2 separate regions of the Homo sapiens genome follow, and region 2 is linked to region 1. A link is a loop called in an ENCODE intact Hi-C map of the cell type or tissue named here. Cell type or tissue: GM12878. All regions are shown on one strand. Links, peaks and the distances in the headings refer to the core of each region. The heading gives the core; the rest is flanking DNA. Region 1 has its middle 360 kb from the start of MAGEB16. Region 2 has its middle 420 kb from the start of MAGEB16.

Evidence for each region. Peaks named below come from ENCODE experiments on the same cell type or tissue, not always from the same donor. Only the 100,000 strongest peaks of a DNase experiment are listed, where the experiment ranks them.
Region 2: it touches region 1 in a loop (2.1-fold over the local background); 2 of 110 quality-filtered maps call a loop at or near these places.

What each region holds. Positions count from the first base shown.
Region 1 is chrX:35,438,829-35,447,169 of GRCh38, forward strand. No RefSeq gene overlaps it. Among named protein-coding and RNA genes, the nearest start is that of MAGEB16, 360 kb to the right of the region's middle. RefSeq lists enhancers at 344-638, 4,410-4,609. In GM12878, for the core only: no CTCF peak of the experiment used is centred there; DNase peaks (open chromatin) are centred at 4,293 and 4,623; H3K27ac peaks cover 985 bases.
Region 2 is chrX:35,377,411-35,385,751 of GRCh38, forward strand. No RefSeq gene overlaps it. Among named protein-coding and RNA genes, the nearest start is that of MAGEB16, 420 kb to the right of the region's middle. In GM12878, for the core only: a CTCF peak has its summit at 3,590 (motif pointing right); DNase peaks (open chromatin) are centred at 3,721 and 4,101.

The sequences.
Region 1 (8,341 bases), core at 191-8,190:
ACACTTAAACACACACATACAAATGAAGCAAAATACAGTCACTGGAGCAGTCTTGATGTCTGAGGTATTACCCAGAGTTGTTTGCCTCACAACCCAGAAAATTAAGGAGCGTAGACACCAAGGGTGAGGTTGGCGCAAATGTTTAATAAGTGAGAGAGGAAAGCTCTCCACAGCAGAGGGGTGTCTGGGAGGGTTGCTGTTTCACACTTCAATACAAAAACTTATAAACAAGCTAAGGGAGCACATTTGCATAGGGCACAAAAAAACATTTAGGGCTGGGTGTCTTATTTGCATAAGGTGCAAATTCTTGTTAGCTCCACCCCATTCCTCTAGTGCATATGTGGGTCCTTAGCCTGAGTTACTACGTATTGTTTTATTTTCCTTACTGCACATGGATCAGGAGATGGAATTTTCCACTGTGGACATGTCTGACTCTATGTAACCTTTTTTATCTACACAATTGCAGGCCAGTCTTAGGCAAGCCCCCTTGTGCAAATTCCCTTATCTGTGTATGCCCAAAAAGGAAAGGAATGTGCTCACTGAAGCCCACCATGTATAGGCAGAGCTCGCTGGTTGCACAAAAAAACAAAAGTGTTGACCCCTGCTTACTTATCTGTGCTTGCAGCTTGATTTATTCCAGGCTGCTCTTTTATTGGAGGGACTTCTACTGGTAGCCCCGTCCTAACTATCTGCCTAATCAGTTCCTTCCTGTCTCCTCTCTCACAAATTTATGCAAACAAGGATTCTATAGCTTTTCTTTCAAACTCTGATGAGATTAGTAAAAACTCACCCTTTTGCCAGAACAATAACAACAATAAATGCTTAGATGCACACAGTGTATTTTATCTCAACAGAAAAGTAATAGCAGATATAATGCAGACAGAAAACAGAGAGATAGAGAACTTAGGAACTTTATAGTTGCAGGTCAACCTTTGGCCTCTGGATTTTCCTTGATGTAATTTGACCATCAGTTTAACATGTGCACAAGAACAGACCTAATGTGTAACCAGCTGGAGTATTAGAAAACCTGGCACTTCCTTCCATTTACACAATCACAAATTGAGTCGCTGTAAAAACAAATGGGGTACCTGAAAATGCGTCATTCTCCTTGTCTTTCCTCATTATCATGTAAACCAAAAATAAAATTCTAAGCCCCTCCCAACCATCTGAATGAACTTCCTCCTCAGCCAGGGCTCTTAAAATTTAACCTGAAAGACTGGTTTAGGCCATGAAGGCAAGTGGGGATCAGACAAGCCTCATTATACCTCTCTGGCATTAACATCGATACAGACTTTAAGTCTGATAAGAAATATTTCACATCCTATTCTCTCTGAAGCCTGCTAGCTAAAAGCTTGATCTGCATAGTGAAACTTTCGTCCCTACCACCTCTTATCACAACCCAGACATTCCTTTATATTGATCCCAGGTCTTTAGACAAACTCAACCAATTGTCAACCAGAAAATGTTTAAATTTACCTATAGCCTGGAAGGCCCCCTGCTTCGAGTTGTCCTGCCTTTCTGGACCAAACCAATGTATTTCTTAAATGTATCTGATGGATGTCTCATGCCTCCCTAAAATGTATAAAACCAAGCTGCACCCCGACCACTTTGAACACATGTTCTTAGGATCTCCTGAAGGCTGTGTCATGGCCATGGTCACTTATATTTGGCTCAGTATAAATCTCTTCAAATATTTTACAGAGTTTGACTCTTTTCATTGATACGTAGATTATTTGTTTCCCACTTTTCTTAATGGAAAAACTGAGCTGTGGCTTAAGGTTTACTGTTGTTGATCAAGATGTGCTGATTGTGGTTGGGACTCCATAGTTTGTCACCATTGACTCATTTCTGCCTTCTTATGTGCCTCAGTTTCTTTCTCCAGAGGTCTAGCCCCTCCAAGAGACCTCGAAATGCAGTGTGACCAGCTCCTGTGTGTTTCCTGGATGAGGCTTTTAAAAATAATTTTGTTGGGTGTTCCCTGTGAGACCACTGCATGTTGCAGTGGGTCAATCTCCCAGACATTCCCACTGGGCCCCCAGTCACCAAGGAGTGCCTTTCAGTTGTGAGGAGCAAAATGTCCTTTCTTTTTGGGACACGCATGACAATTGAAACTCCACAATGAAAACAGAACACTCCAAAAAGGGTTAGTGGCCCCTCTGTTCTGAGTTCTTTAAGGGGTTCAAGTCATTAGAAACCTTCTCTCTATATGTTTTTGGTACTGAAAATGGTAAAAGGGGAAGGAGAAATAGGGTGGAAGAAAAGTAAACAAAAGAACTATTTTTTTTTTAAAGAAAGGAAACAAACACAGAAATCAAGTGCATTTTTGTTAGTTTTTTACAGCTGCAAGGAATTTTAGCCAATTCAGGGACCTTGTTCCCCATAATTTGGAATTCTCATTCAGATTTGACCAAGTCACGCAGGGTTGGTCAAATCCAATGGGAGAAAGGCCAGACCAACAACAACAAAAATCCCGACAATATGATTACTGAGCACTCTAATGGTTAGGAGAAATTAAGACCAACTGGTTGTCCATTTTAACTTTTAGTCATGAAGGAGAATTTCCAAGACCAAAAAAAAACCAATTTAGCTACTTACCTAGGCATGGGCCCCAACTAAAGACCGTTCTCTACTATCTTTGAAGCAGGAAAGAAAAAAAACTCAAACTCCCCTCCCTGTTGGAAATTAGCTGAAACTCCAGAGAGGAGTTCTCTATTCTCTATCATCATGGAAGCAGGAAAACTTGCCTTCCTGTTGGAAGCAAATAAAAACTCCAGAAAATGAATTGTACAGCAAAATAAACTGTAGATCTTGACCAAATTTGGGGAGATGATGGATTCTCTGGAAGTGGTGGGGGGAGCTCCCAGACCTCTGCAAATTGTCCTATTGGTTTGAGACTTAAAGATAGCTCAAGCTGGTACCAAACAACAATAGGAGATTTGTCAAAAGTCAGTGGAAGCTCCACTCAGACTTCCTTAATGGTTATCCATTTGTAAACCAAAAGTGTCTGAGACATGTCTCAATCAATTTAGAAAGTTTATTTTGCCCAGGTTAAAGATGTGCCCCTGATAGCCTCAGAATGTCTGATGACATGTGCCCAAGGTGGTCAAGGTACAGCTTACTTTTATACCTTTTAGGGAGACATAATACATCAATCAATACCTAAAAGATGTACATTGGTTCAATCTGGAAAGGTGGGCCAATTTGAAGTGGGGACTTCCAGGTTATAGGTCGATTTCTCTGATTGACAATTGGTTGAGTTATTATCTAAAGACCTGGAATCAGTAGAAAGGAATGTCTGGGTTATGATGATAAAGGGGTTGTGAAGACCAAAGTTTTATCACACAAAAGAAGCCTCCAGGTAGCAGCCTTCAGAGATAATAGATTGTAAATGCTTTAAAATCAGACTTAAAGGCTGTGTTGTTGTTAATACTGACTGGCTTTTCCTGAATTCCAAAAGGCAGGAAGGTCTGATGTCCCCTTCACATAATGACCTGAACTAGTGAACTAGTTATTTTGTTTTTGTTTTTGAGACAGGGTCTCACTGTGTCACTCAGGCTGGTTAGTGCAGTGGTGCAATCTTGTCTAACTGCAACCTTTAGGCTCAAGTGATTCTCCCACTTCAGCCTCCTGAGTTGGGACTACAGGCATTCACCACCCCTTCCTGCTAACTTTTGTATTTTTTGTAGAGACAGGGTTTCACCATGTTGCCCAGGCTGGTCTCAAACTCCTGAGCTCAAGCAGACTGCATGACATGGCCTCCCAAAGCACTGGGATTACAGGTGTGAGCCATTGTACCCAGCCCATGAACTAGTTTTTCAGGTTAACTTTGGAATGCTCTTGGCTGAGAGGAGGGGTCCATTCAGGTGGTTGGAGTGCTTAGAATTTTGTTTTTGGCTTATATTTTTAAAATAAGCATGGTTGGGATACTCAATGACATAAGGACTATGCTTATTCTAAAAATTATAAAAATATTACACAAAAATAGCAATAAAATATTAAAGAAGTTACAGGTTGAATATATAATATAAAATAGTTTGAATATGATAAAGAATCAAATCAAATTGAAATATGGGAAGCAAAAATATCATTAAAATAAAAAATCAATGGGTAGGGTAAACTATAAATGCAGCAGGACGAGCCACAGACAAAACCTCTCAGACACCGAGTTGTAGAAGGAAGGGCTTTATTCAGCTGGGAGCATTGGCAAGCTACTGCCTTAAAATCCAAGCTCCCCGAATGCACAATTTCTGTCCCCTTTAAGGGCTCACAACACTAAAGATTTCACAGAAAGGGTCATGATTGATTTGAGCAAGCAGGGGGTACGTGACAGGGGCTGCATGCACCAGTGGTCAGAGTGAAACAGAACAGGGCAGGGAGTTTCACAATGTTCTTCTATACAATGTCTGGAATCTATGAATAACATCGGTTTCTAAGTTATGAGTTGATTTTTAACTACTGGGGTTAGGCCAGGCAGGCCCAGGCCTGGTTTTGGGCCTGGCGCCAGGCTGCCTGTCTTTGGTTTTACTTCCTTGTTTTTTTCTTAAAACAGGTACTGAGTATAAAACAATATGAGAGGGTCTCTCTCTTCCCTCAGAAACAGAACACCACTGAACACATATATTACTGACTTTGAAGATAGCATTCAACACTTCATCTGCTAAGCAGAAAAGAAAAAAATAGGCAAAATACAAGCAGTTAAGATACCCATAAGGTCTATTCAGACCTTTTAACTTAAACTTCAATAACTATTATCTAGAAATATTTGTTTTAGAATATAAAGAATGCAGGCAATGGCAGGGAAGGAAGATTTGATAAGATATTAGCTGAGAATTTTCTAACATTGAAGAAAGACATATTAAAATTAACACTGCACTTTGAGTACCAACCAGGGTAATAATAATAATAATAATAAAATGATAGCATAATAGATCCATAGCTAGATATATAATACAAAAATTTCAGGAAAACGACAATTTAAAAAAGTCTTAAAGGTTACAAGAAAGAAAATTCTGTTTATCTAAACATGAATGACAATTTCACAAATAGTATATATCTCATTATCAACAAGAAAGGCCAGGGAAAATGGGATAATAGCTTCAAAGTGGCAAGAAGAGAATTCCACACCAGTGAAATTTAATTTAAAAAGTAAGGGAATATAGGATGCTTTTAGAAATAAAAAGACTAAATGAACTTGTTGCAAACCTTTACAACATTGACTTCATTTGTAAGAAAGATTCTAAATGAATGCCATTTTTTCCTTCCTGTGAGTGAATTTCAATAAGGAGTTTACAAGAAGGTTTGCTAGTACTCAAAACTTTCCTTGGGCTCCTCAAAATTTTTTTCCTTCCCAGGGGTAATTACCCCAAGTTGTCCAGTCTGTTCTCAGGACCTATGCCTTGGTGTGGTTGGTTCAGTGGGGAAAGGATCCCTGACTGAGTTACCCCCACCTCAGGTGCAGAATTTAGACATTTCTCTCACTAACCAGATTCTTTTCTGTTTACATTCATGCCTCTTTTTCTGTCTGTTTGTTGTCTTTAAATTTTCATTTTTCAGAATTGTTTCTATGCCTCCCTTCTCTTACTCAATATTTTGTCTTAACATGTGAACCTTGGAATCACCTGGAGCACTTGTTAAAATGTATCTTACTACATCTAGCCAAACATATATTAAATTAGCATGAGGAAGAATGAAACTTATAAATCTGCTTTTTTAGCAATCAATGAAGATAATTCTAATTTATACTAGAGTTTGAGAGGTGCTACTTTTATAAACTTTTAGCATTCTCATGTATAGCTCTGCTTTTGACTAATAACAATTCATTGAGTCATAAAATTTATATCAAAATCAAACCTTTGTTTTCAGTTCCATATGAATATATTCACATGCTAATTGGTCATTTCAATATAAATGTCCGATTGACCTAAAGTTAGTGCATCCAAATTTGAATCCATTTCCTTAGCCCTTTATTTATTGTTGTTGCTGAGCAAAATCTGAGTCACTTTAAAGTTTTCTCTTTCCACATACATTTGTTTCCACATTTTCTGTCATTCCCAAGGCCATCTATCCTGAGCTAGAGCCATTGCTTACTAGCCTCTACACATGTCCTGTTCTGTCACATTTTTGTACTTTTGCACACTGTGTTATTATAAGAAAAAAAAAAAACATACTTTGTTTCTGCCCCTGGTTCCTGACATGCAACTCCTAAAACCATTGGAATCTCTTAAGTGATAAGAGTGCTTTTGGTATGCTAATGAGATGACAGGTGGCTGGGGCCCCCTAAGTAGCTTTAGGATGTGGGCTTGTCACCAGAAAGACCAGGGCATGATTAAAGGGTTGAGACTTTCAACCCCATCCCCCAAACTCCAGGGAGGGAAGAGGGGCTGAAGGTTGATCACCAATGGCCAATGATGTAATCAGCCAGGCATACATAATGAAGCTTCTATAAAAACACAAAAAGACAGCATTCAAAAAACTTCCAGGTTACTGACGGCATGGAGATTCTTGGAGGGTAGTGTACCTGGAGACAGCATGGAAGTGCCATGCCCCTTCCCACTAAACTCTATACATTGCCCTCTGTATCTTTTCCTTCTGTCTGTTCATTTATTTCCTTTGTAATATCCTTTATAACAAACTGGTAAATACATGTTTCCCTGAGTTCTGTGAGTCTAGCAAATCAATAGGATCTGAGGAGGCTGTTATGAGAACGCCAACATACAGCCAATCAGTCAGAAGCACAAGTCACAACCTGGGGCTATCGATTAGCATCTAAAGTTGGGGGGTGCCATCTTGTGGGAGTGAGCCAATAACCTGTGGGACTGACTCTAAGCCCAAGTAGATAGTGTCTTAATTGAGTTAAATTAGAGGACAACCAGTTTTGTCTGCTGAGAATTGCTAGGTATGTGGGGAAAAATCACCACCAGAGAAATCTGGTGTCAGAAGCGTTGTGTAGTGTGATGTGTGAGAGTAGGAAAAGCACTTTGTTGTTGTTTTTTCCTGTTTCTTAGTACGCATGATCCTCCTCCCAGTCTCAGATGTCTTAGGCTTCTTCTATACTTGAATATTCCAATTCCGTTAATTTCCTGGTAAAATATAACCTCCTCCTTGAGGCCTTTTCTTTCTCCTCAGCCAGGTCCCCACCCCTATATTTCCATACCAAAACCAGTTACAACACTTTCCATGGTCTTAAAACTACTTGTTTACATCTTTCTTCCCTATCAGTCAGGGAGCCCTTGTAGGAAAGATCTAGCAATCAGGGTTCATTTGTCTTTGTATCTCAAAGTTGAGTATAGAACATAGTTCAGAGCTCAGCACCTGTTTAAATAAGGGCATAAACGCATGAGTGAATTGACAGACACTTGACCAAGGTTCAGAAAATCTGCAACCAAATTCCAAATCAGCGTATGTAATTTTTACGATGCAATAATTTTCTGTACTTGAATTATTTTCCAACACCTTTGGATTCTTAGGATAAAACAAAATATAAAAAAGAGTAGTCTTGCATTCAGATTTTCAGAAGATTTAATTGATTTTACATTGCTCTACAGATAATCATAGGAACTAGGACTACAGCTATGTAAAACTTGACATTCTAAGCAATGTTTTCACAAGAAAATGAAAACAATAAAAACTGCCTGAGAAACATGTTAAACTTCTTATCAAATTTAAAACCTCTTCCAATAAACAATGGAATACTCTTCAGCTACAAAAAAGAATGAAATACTATTATTTGCAGCAACATGGATGAGCCTGGCGGAATTATTATGTTGAGTGAAATATATCAAGCACAGAAACATAAATACCATAAATACAGCATGTTCTCACTCATATATTGGAGTTTAAAAAATGAGCTCATTGAAGTAGAGAGTAGAACTGCAGTTATTAAAAGCTAAGAAGGGAAAGGGAGGAAGATGGGCAGAGGTTGGTTAGGGAATACAAAATTAAAGCTAGATAAGATAAATCAGTTCTAGAGTCCTGTAGCACTGTAGGGTGAATATTATAAACTATAATTTATTGTATATTTTCAGAAAGCTAGAAGACACGATATTGAATATTCATAACACAAAGAAATAATAAATGAGGTGACATATGTGCTAATTATCCGGATTTGATCATTATACATTGTATACACATATTGAAATATCATCCTGTATCTCATAAATATGTATAATTATTATCTGTCAACTAAAAATAAAAAGGAAATATGTAGATGGGAAAATACCATAAAAAACAGCTAAGGGAGTGGAAAAATAATTGTCTCTAGAAATGGACCAGGAGGAGAAGAGCAGTAACTAATATTTTGTTATACATATTTTATAATCTGACTTTTAAAATATGTACTTAT
Region 2 (8,341 bases), core at 163-8,162, 61 kb before region 1:
ATAACTTGCAGAGCTCTTCAAGGTGTACAAAGATTGAAAGGGAGAGAAAATCTAAAATTCAGCTGATATCACGATGGGATTAATTCAAAGTCATTTCCTAAGCATCTTTCCACAAAAGCATGTAGCCACATTTAAAGGCAGAGAAAGTGAATCAAAATCTGGAAAGCACCATGCTACCATGAGAAGAGCAGTATTCACAATTCATATAACACACCTCCCAATCTTTCAAATAGTGCTAGGAAGGAAGTTTCTAATGAGGTAATAAAGCATATGCTATGGGTTGAATATGTGCCCGAAACGGAAACTTAATCCTCCAAGCAACACTGTTGAAACGTGGGCCCTTTAAGAGGTGGTTAGGTCATGAGGGAGGGCTCTGCCCTCAGGAATGGATTAATGCCATAAACATAGGAGTGTGTTGGTTATCACAAGAGTGAGTTCCTGATAAAGAATGAATTTCCTGTGCTCCTATACATTAAACAAGAATTTTGAAAGCTTTAACACTTAACAGAAAGTTGAACTCTATGTAGAAAACACTTTATATATCCAATTATCCTTCTGAAGCAATGTTTCTCTGAAGCTTCCACTTCTGATCAAATTTGATTTTGAACCTTTTCCTTGTGACCAATTGTGTAAGCCAACAAATACCTCTCTGTGTTTAGTATTTTGTCATTAGGTGTTAAATTTTCTCCTTTAGGGGGTAATCTTATCTGTATTTTTTCAAAGTTTCTTGTGTCCTTCAAATTTTTTTCATGGAATACCTTAAATTTTCACTCCCCTTGTCTTCACACCCACAGCCTTGCAGTGATTAGCAATGGAAGGTCTACTGGAATTTGTTTTATTATTCTACCTGCAGGTAATTTGTTGTGCATGGTATTCTTTGTCTTCTAATAATGCTGAAGACGTGTATTATGTGTAGTTTTATTTGTTCTCCTTGATGATGTTATTTTATTTTATTTATTTATCTTTTGAGACGAAGTCTCATTCTGTTGCCCAGGCTGGAGTGCAGTGGTGCGATCTCGGCTCACTGAAACCTCCACCTCCTAGGTTCAAGCGATTCTTCTTCCTCAGTCTCCCCAGTAGCTGGGACTACAAGTGCACAGCACCATGCCCAGCTAATTTTCTTTTGTATTTTTAGTAGAGACAGGGTTTCACCATATTGGCCAGGCTGGTCTCCAGGCTGGTCTCAAACTGGACCTCATGATCCACCCGCCTCAGCCTCCCAAAGTGCTGGGATTACAGGCTTGAGCCACTGTGCCCGGCCTATATTTTTATTTTGTTTTGTTTTATGTGGAGGATGTGTGGGTAAAATCAATATCATGTGAGTATCATTAAACTCCAAATCCATGGTATACCATATCTGAAAATTTTTTTATTGACCCAGAACACCTGAAATCAAAACCCAAATCTCTCTGTGTATTCCAAATCTGCTTCTCATCTCCTGCTTTCCATTTCTATGCATATCTTTCTGATGTAGGCATTTGTTATAAACATTCATGTTAGTAATATTTTTTTCTGCATTCCAAAAGTTTGGGTATGTTGTGTCTCTATTTTCATTCATTTCTTAAGAAATTTCTGCCTTGATTTTGTTCTTTACCCAAAAGTCATTCAGGAGAATGTTGTTTAGCTTCCAAATATTTCTATAGCTTTGTAAATTCCTCTCGGTATTCATTTCTAATTTTATTCCACTGTGATCTGAGAAAATACTTAATATAATTTTGATTTTTTGAAGTTACTGAGATTTGCTTTATGGCCAAGCATATGCTCAATTTTGGAGAATGTTTTATGTGCAGATAAGAAAAGTGAATATTCTGCAGTTGTTGGGTAGAATGTTCTGTAAATATCTATTGGGTCAATTTGGGTTGGAGCCCAGCTTATGTCCAGAATTTCTTCATTGGCTTTCTGCCTCAACGACCTGTTAGTATTGTCAGTAGGGTGTTGAATTCTCCCACTGTTATTATATTGGTATCAATCTCTTTTCTTTGATTTAGTGGTATTTGTTTTATGAATCTGGGTGCTCCAGTGTTGGGTGCATATATATTTAGGACAAGACAGGTAAATCATCTTGTTGTATTGAACCAATTATCATTATATAATGCCTTTCCTTTTCTTTTACTGTTGTTAAAGTCTATTTTATCTGATACAAGAATGGCTACTGCTGCTTGCTTTCATTTTCCATTTGTGTGATATATCTTTTCCTACTCCTTTACTTTGAGTCTGTAGATATCTTTAGCTATTATGTAGGTCTCTTATAGGCAAGAGATGGTAAGATCTTGTTTTTTTATCCAACTTGCCAGTCTTATATTTTAAGTGGAGCATTTAGGCCATCAACGTTCAATGTTAATGTTGGTATCTGAGGTTTTGTTCCTGTCATAGTGTCGTTAGCTAGTTGCCCTGGGCTCTCAATTGTGTAATTGCTTTATAGGATCTGTGAGTTTTCTACTTACATGTTTACTTTTATGTTGGGGAGTGGTGTCTTTCATTTCCATGCTTAGAACTCCTTTGAGCGTTTCTTACAGGTTTGATGTAGTGGTGATGAATTCCCATAGTGTTTGCTTGTCTGAAAAGACTTTATTTCTACATTTATGAAACTTAGTATGACAAGATATGAAATACTTGGCCAGCATTTTTTTTCTTTAAAGCCTAAAAATTGGCCTCTAATGTCTTCTGGCTTGTAAAATTTCTACTGAGGTGTCTCTTGTTAAAGTGATGGGATTTCCTTTATACGTGATTTGATGCTTCTCTCTAGTTGCTTTTAAGATTTGTTCTTTCATGTTGACCTTGGAGAGTTTGATGATTACATGTCTTGGTAATGTTCATCTTGTATAGTATCTTCTAGGTGCTTTCTGGATTTATTGTAACTGGATATCCACATCCCTAGCAAGATTGGAGAAATTTTCTTAAATTATTGTCTCAAATATGCTTTCCAAACTTCTTGCTTTTTCTTCTTCTTCCTCAGGAATGTCCACATGTCTAAGTTTTGGTCACTTTACATAATCCCATATTTCTTGAAATCTTTGTTAATTTTTTTAATTCTTTTATCTGATTTAGTTAATTCCAAAGACCAGTCTTAAATCTGTGAAATTTTTCTTCTGTTTGGTCTAGTGTCTTGTTAAAGCTTCCAACTGTGTTTTGAAATTTCTTCTGTGAATTATTCATTTCTAGTAGTTTTGGTTTTTAATAAATAATCTCCTTTTTCTTCTCCAAATTTTTTTGTTTCTTGTGTTGGTTTTCAACTTTCTCTTAGATCTCATTGAGTGTCTTTAAAATATATATTTTGAATTCTTTTTCAATCATTTCAAAGTTTTCATTTTGTTTAGGATCCATCGTTAAAGAGCTAATGTGGTCCGTCGGTGGTATCACAACATTCTTTCTTCGTAATGCTGGAGTTCTTGTGCTTGTTCTTCCTCATCTGTAGAAGCTGTCACTTCTTATTTTTGAATTTCCTTTCATTTAGATGGGATTTTCCTGCCTTGAGGATGTGATTGTAGAATATGTTATGTAGGGTCTTTTGGCTTTGCTTTTATATCCCTGGGCATTTTTTCTTGTGAAGATTTCTATAGGGCTGTGCAGTTTGACCTACAGGCCAGTAGGTGGCACTTATGGCTAAAAGCCAGCTGTAGCAAAAGCAGATGGGTAGGTACTTGATCTTTGTTTAGTGTATGGTCATTTGTGTTGTTTCAAGTGATGAGCTGGACAGTGGAAAATCCGATCCCCTGAACTTCTTGTTCAGCAAATGGAGAGGACACAGCTTTGAAGAGCTGTACTGCATGGCTTGCTCACAAATACCCCCAATGATAAGGATGGACACCAACACTGATAGGAGTGGCTAGGGGAGTTCCTGATGACATGCCCTGAGGTTTCTGTGGGGAATAAGGTGCTTGCACCAGCTCCACTTCCTAAACAGGCAGGAATCTGATCTATTTCTCCATCATACTCCTGCCCCAGGGCTTGTAACTCTCAGTTCAGATGCACACTGTTATCTCCAGGCCACAGTGCTGCTGAGAGCCAGGGAAGACGCTTGTCTGATGATTCTCCACAGGAGTGATTTTAGGGTGGAACCTCATCACTCAGACCAGTACAAATAGCTCTGTGGCTTGCTTGTTCTCTAATGTGGTAATGCTGCTGCTTTGTGTACGGATGGGGAGGGAATCCACCTTTTGGCACATTTGTAACCGCTCAATGGGTTCACCTTGTCTGCTGCCTAGACAGAACTGATTTATCAAGACAGGGGAATTGCAATAGAGAAAGAGTAATTCACGCAGAGCTGGCTGTGCGGGAGACCAGAGTTTTATTATTACTCAAATCAGTCTCCCGGAGCATTCGGAGATCAGAGTTTTTAAAGATAATTTGGCGGGTAGGAGCTTGGGAAGTGTGGAGTGCTGGTTGGTCAGGTTGAAGATGGAATCATAGGGGGTTGAAGTGAGGTTTTCTTGCTGTTTTCTATTCCTAGGTGGAATGGCAGAACTGGTTGAGTCAGATTACAATCTGGGTGGTCCACTGGACAGGTGATCCAGTCCAGTGCAGGGTCTGCAAAATATCTCAAGCACTGATCTTAGGTTTTACAATAGTGATGTTATCCCCAGGAGCAATCTGGGGAAGTTCAGACTTTTGGAGCCAGAGGCTGCATGACCCCTAAACTGTAATTTCTAATCTTGTGGCTAATTTGTTAGTCCTGCAAAGGTAGACTGGTCCCCAGGCAAGAAGGGGGTCTTTTAGGGAAAGGGCTATTATCAATTTTGTTTCAGAGTCAAACCATTAACTGAATTCCTTCTTAAAATTAGTTCTATGCCCAGGAATGAACAAGGACAGCTTAAACGTTAGAAGCAAGACGGAGTGGGTTAGGTCTCATTTCTTTCACTGTCATAATTTCCTAAGTTATGTTTGCAAAAGTGGTTTCACATTCAGGTGAGTGTCAGATGTTGAGTGTGTTGGCTGGTTGGGTTGGCCTGAGTTCAGGCCCCACAGGGAGTAGTCAGATGCTGGCGGTGGTGGACTAGGCTAGGCAAACCTTCCATCCTCAGGCCTCTGGATGGGATGTACAAGATGTACAAGTCCTAAGGGGACTAAACCAGGAATGGGCCAGTACACTTGTTCTTGGATCCCCAGAATTCACATGCTGGCTGAAAGGAGTGGGCTGATCCATGGGTCACCATCAGAACTTTCAGGCAGGAGCAGGCAGAACGCTCAGGCAGTGGCAGAATAGTGGGAGCCCCAGGGCAGATCACAGGCCTGTGGGGGTTGGGCTGTCAGAAGGACTCTGGGCAGCAGCTGAAATGGTCAGGTGGGAACAGGCTGGCTTTGCTGTTAACTTTTCACTGGAGGAATCAGGCCCCCTCAGCTAGAGCAATGGAGGCTGACAGCTGTGGGATGCATGGTCCACTTGAATTTTCCTCCCACAGGAGCAGCAGTAAATTTTGCTGCTGGGGACACACAAAATTGCCCAGCCTTTCTGCTCCTCCCCCAACCCAGGTTCAGGGGTGACAGGAGTGGCTGCAGTGGTGGTGGGTGGTGGTGATGGCAACTGCTATAGGAGCCAAAGGGTGGGTCACTGGCTTCAGAGGTCCTGGCTTTCAGTAGAATATCGGGCTGCAGCCAATATGTACATACAGGGGCAGGGCAGCTGCACTGCAGAACCGTGCTGAAGAAGGGAGGCCTATTTTTCAAGGAGCACCTGAGGCAGGCAGTCATTGCAGTGCATGGCCCACCCACTCCTCTCTACTGCAGCTGTTGTATCTGTCTTTGGGGCATGCAAAAGTGTCTGGCCTGTCTGCTCCCTCCCTGATCCAGCTGCAGCAGCCGGCACCAGGCTTCTCAGCATTCCAAAGCCTGCGGAATTCTAGGTAGGCTTGAGCAGTACCTATGCACTGTCTCCAGGCAGCACCCTGTATTAGACTAAAGGCCTGGGAGGAGTAGAGGGGGATCTCCCATGGCTAGGATTGTACAAGTCCATGGCAGAATTGTGGAACCCCAGGGGTCTCTCACTCACCACTTCTCTGTATCAGGAATCTTCTCTTGGCTCCATGCCAGTCCCAGCTCAGCTGGCTGTACAGCTTTGCTCCTCTCTGCTTTCTATGATTCCTATCACTTCTTTAATGGATTCCAGTGTGCCCTCTTAGGTGATCTACTCAAGTGTTAATATTTACTCACTATTTTGAATTCTGTCTGTGTGGGAGGCTCCCACTATCTGGTTCTATTCAGCCATCTTGAACCGGAACCTCAGAATTGAGTTTTTACATACACTAATCGCATGATCTATTAATAAACACATTATTAGTTGGACTTCATTAAAATTAAAAATATGTTATGCAAAAGACCCCGTCAAGAGGATGAAATAATAAGACACAGACTGAAAGAAAATATGTGCCATACATAAATTTGATACAGAACTTGTACTTAAAACATATAAATAACTCTTAAAACTCAACAATAAGAAAACAATCAACCCTACTAAAATTGGGTTCTAAGAAGACACCACACTACAGAAGATATATATATGACAATTAAGCATATGAAAGATGTTCAACAACATACTTCATTAGGGAATTGCAAATTAAAATGACAATGCTATCACTATACGTTTATTAAAAGAACTAAAATCTTAAACACTGACAACATCAACTAGTGGCAACAAAGTGAAACAAGAGGAACTGTAACTCTTTTGCTGGTTGTAATGCATAATGGTACAGCAACTTTGGAAGACAATTTGGCAATTTCTTATAAAGCTAACCATAGTCTTACCATATGATCCAGAATTCATGATCCTAAGTGTGTACCTAAATGAGTTTTACTTCTTTTTGGATATGAATGCCTTTTTATTTCTTTTTCTTGCCTGATTGCCTTGGCTAGAACCTATAAGCACAATGTTTATTAGAAATGGTGAGGGTGGACATTATTGTCTTGTTCTTAATCTTAGAAGAAACATATTCATTTCATCATTTCTTAAAATATGAAATGCTATACTTTATTTTTCCAGAAAGTATATCTAAGAATATCTGTGAAGAGTAATTTAGAGAGAAAGATTCTTCTAGGTTTCCTTAAAACTCTTCAGTACATGCTATCCATAAGTAGTGACATTTTTATAATTTTTATTTTTTCAGTCTTTCACCATTAAGTATGATGTTAGCTGTAGCCTTTTTAGTAAATTTTTAAAATCAGGTTGAGGAAGTTCCCTTCCATTTCCAGTTTTCTGGAAGTTTTTTTTTTTTTTTTAAATCAGGAATAGATGTTGGATTTTTTTCAAATACTTTTTCTTTATTTATTGAAATAATATTTTTAAGTCTATTAATATGGTCAATGACATTGACTGATACTTGAATTTTGAATATGTCATGAAGTCCTAAATGGTTGTGATATATTATGCTTCTTACATGTTGGTGCATTCAGTTTTCTAAAATTGTGAGCAATATTGATCTTCGGTTCTCTTCATGTGTAATTTCTCTGTCTGGTTTTGGTATAGTAATGCTGACTTCATAGAATGATGTGAAATATTTGCTTACCTTCTCTTTTCTAGAATAATTTGTGTAGAATTGGTATAGTTTCTTCCTAAAACATTTGCTGAAATTTACCATTGAAGCCATCTGCCCCTGAAATTCAATTTGTGGGAAGGATTCTAACTACAAAATCTGTTTATTAAATACAGTGATATTTAGGTTGTCTATGTCTTCTTTAATTACTTTTGATATTGTCTTTCAAGGAATTTTCCCATTGTCAACTAAGTTGTCAAATTTATTGGCATACAGTTGTATTTAATATGCATTTATGCCATTTTACAATTCATCAAATTTACAGTGATGTCTACTCTCTCATTCCTAACTTTCATAATTTATACCCTTACTCTTTTCTTCTTGATAACTTTGGCTAGAGATTTATCAATTTTATATATCTTCTCAAAAAATTGGTTTTACTTGCAATGACTTTTTTTCTATTCATTTTCTGTCTTATACTTTATTTATTTTCATTTTGATTTTTGTTATTTTCTTTCTTATAATTACTTTGGGCTTATTAACTCTTCTAGTTTTTAAGTTGGAAGATGGGTCATTGACTTGAGACCTTTATAGTTTCATCAGCTAGGCATTTAATGCTACAAACTTTCCTCTAAGAACTGCTTTAACTTCTTGGATGTGCGGGTTTATAATTTTCATCAAATTTACAAAAATTAAGTTTCTTAAAGCTGTTTCACTATTCAATTATATTTTTATGTCTTTCGTTTTCCCTCTGTGTTTCACTTTGAATAATGTCCATCATTATGTCTTTAGGGTCATTAATAGTTTCTTCTGCAATGTCTAATTTCCTGTTATTCCTATTCAATGTATTTTTTTTATCTCATACATATTCATCTTTT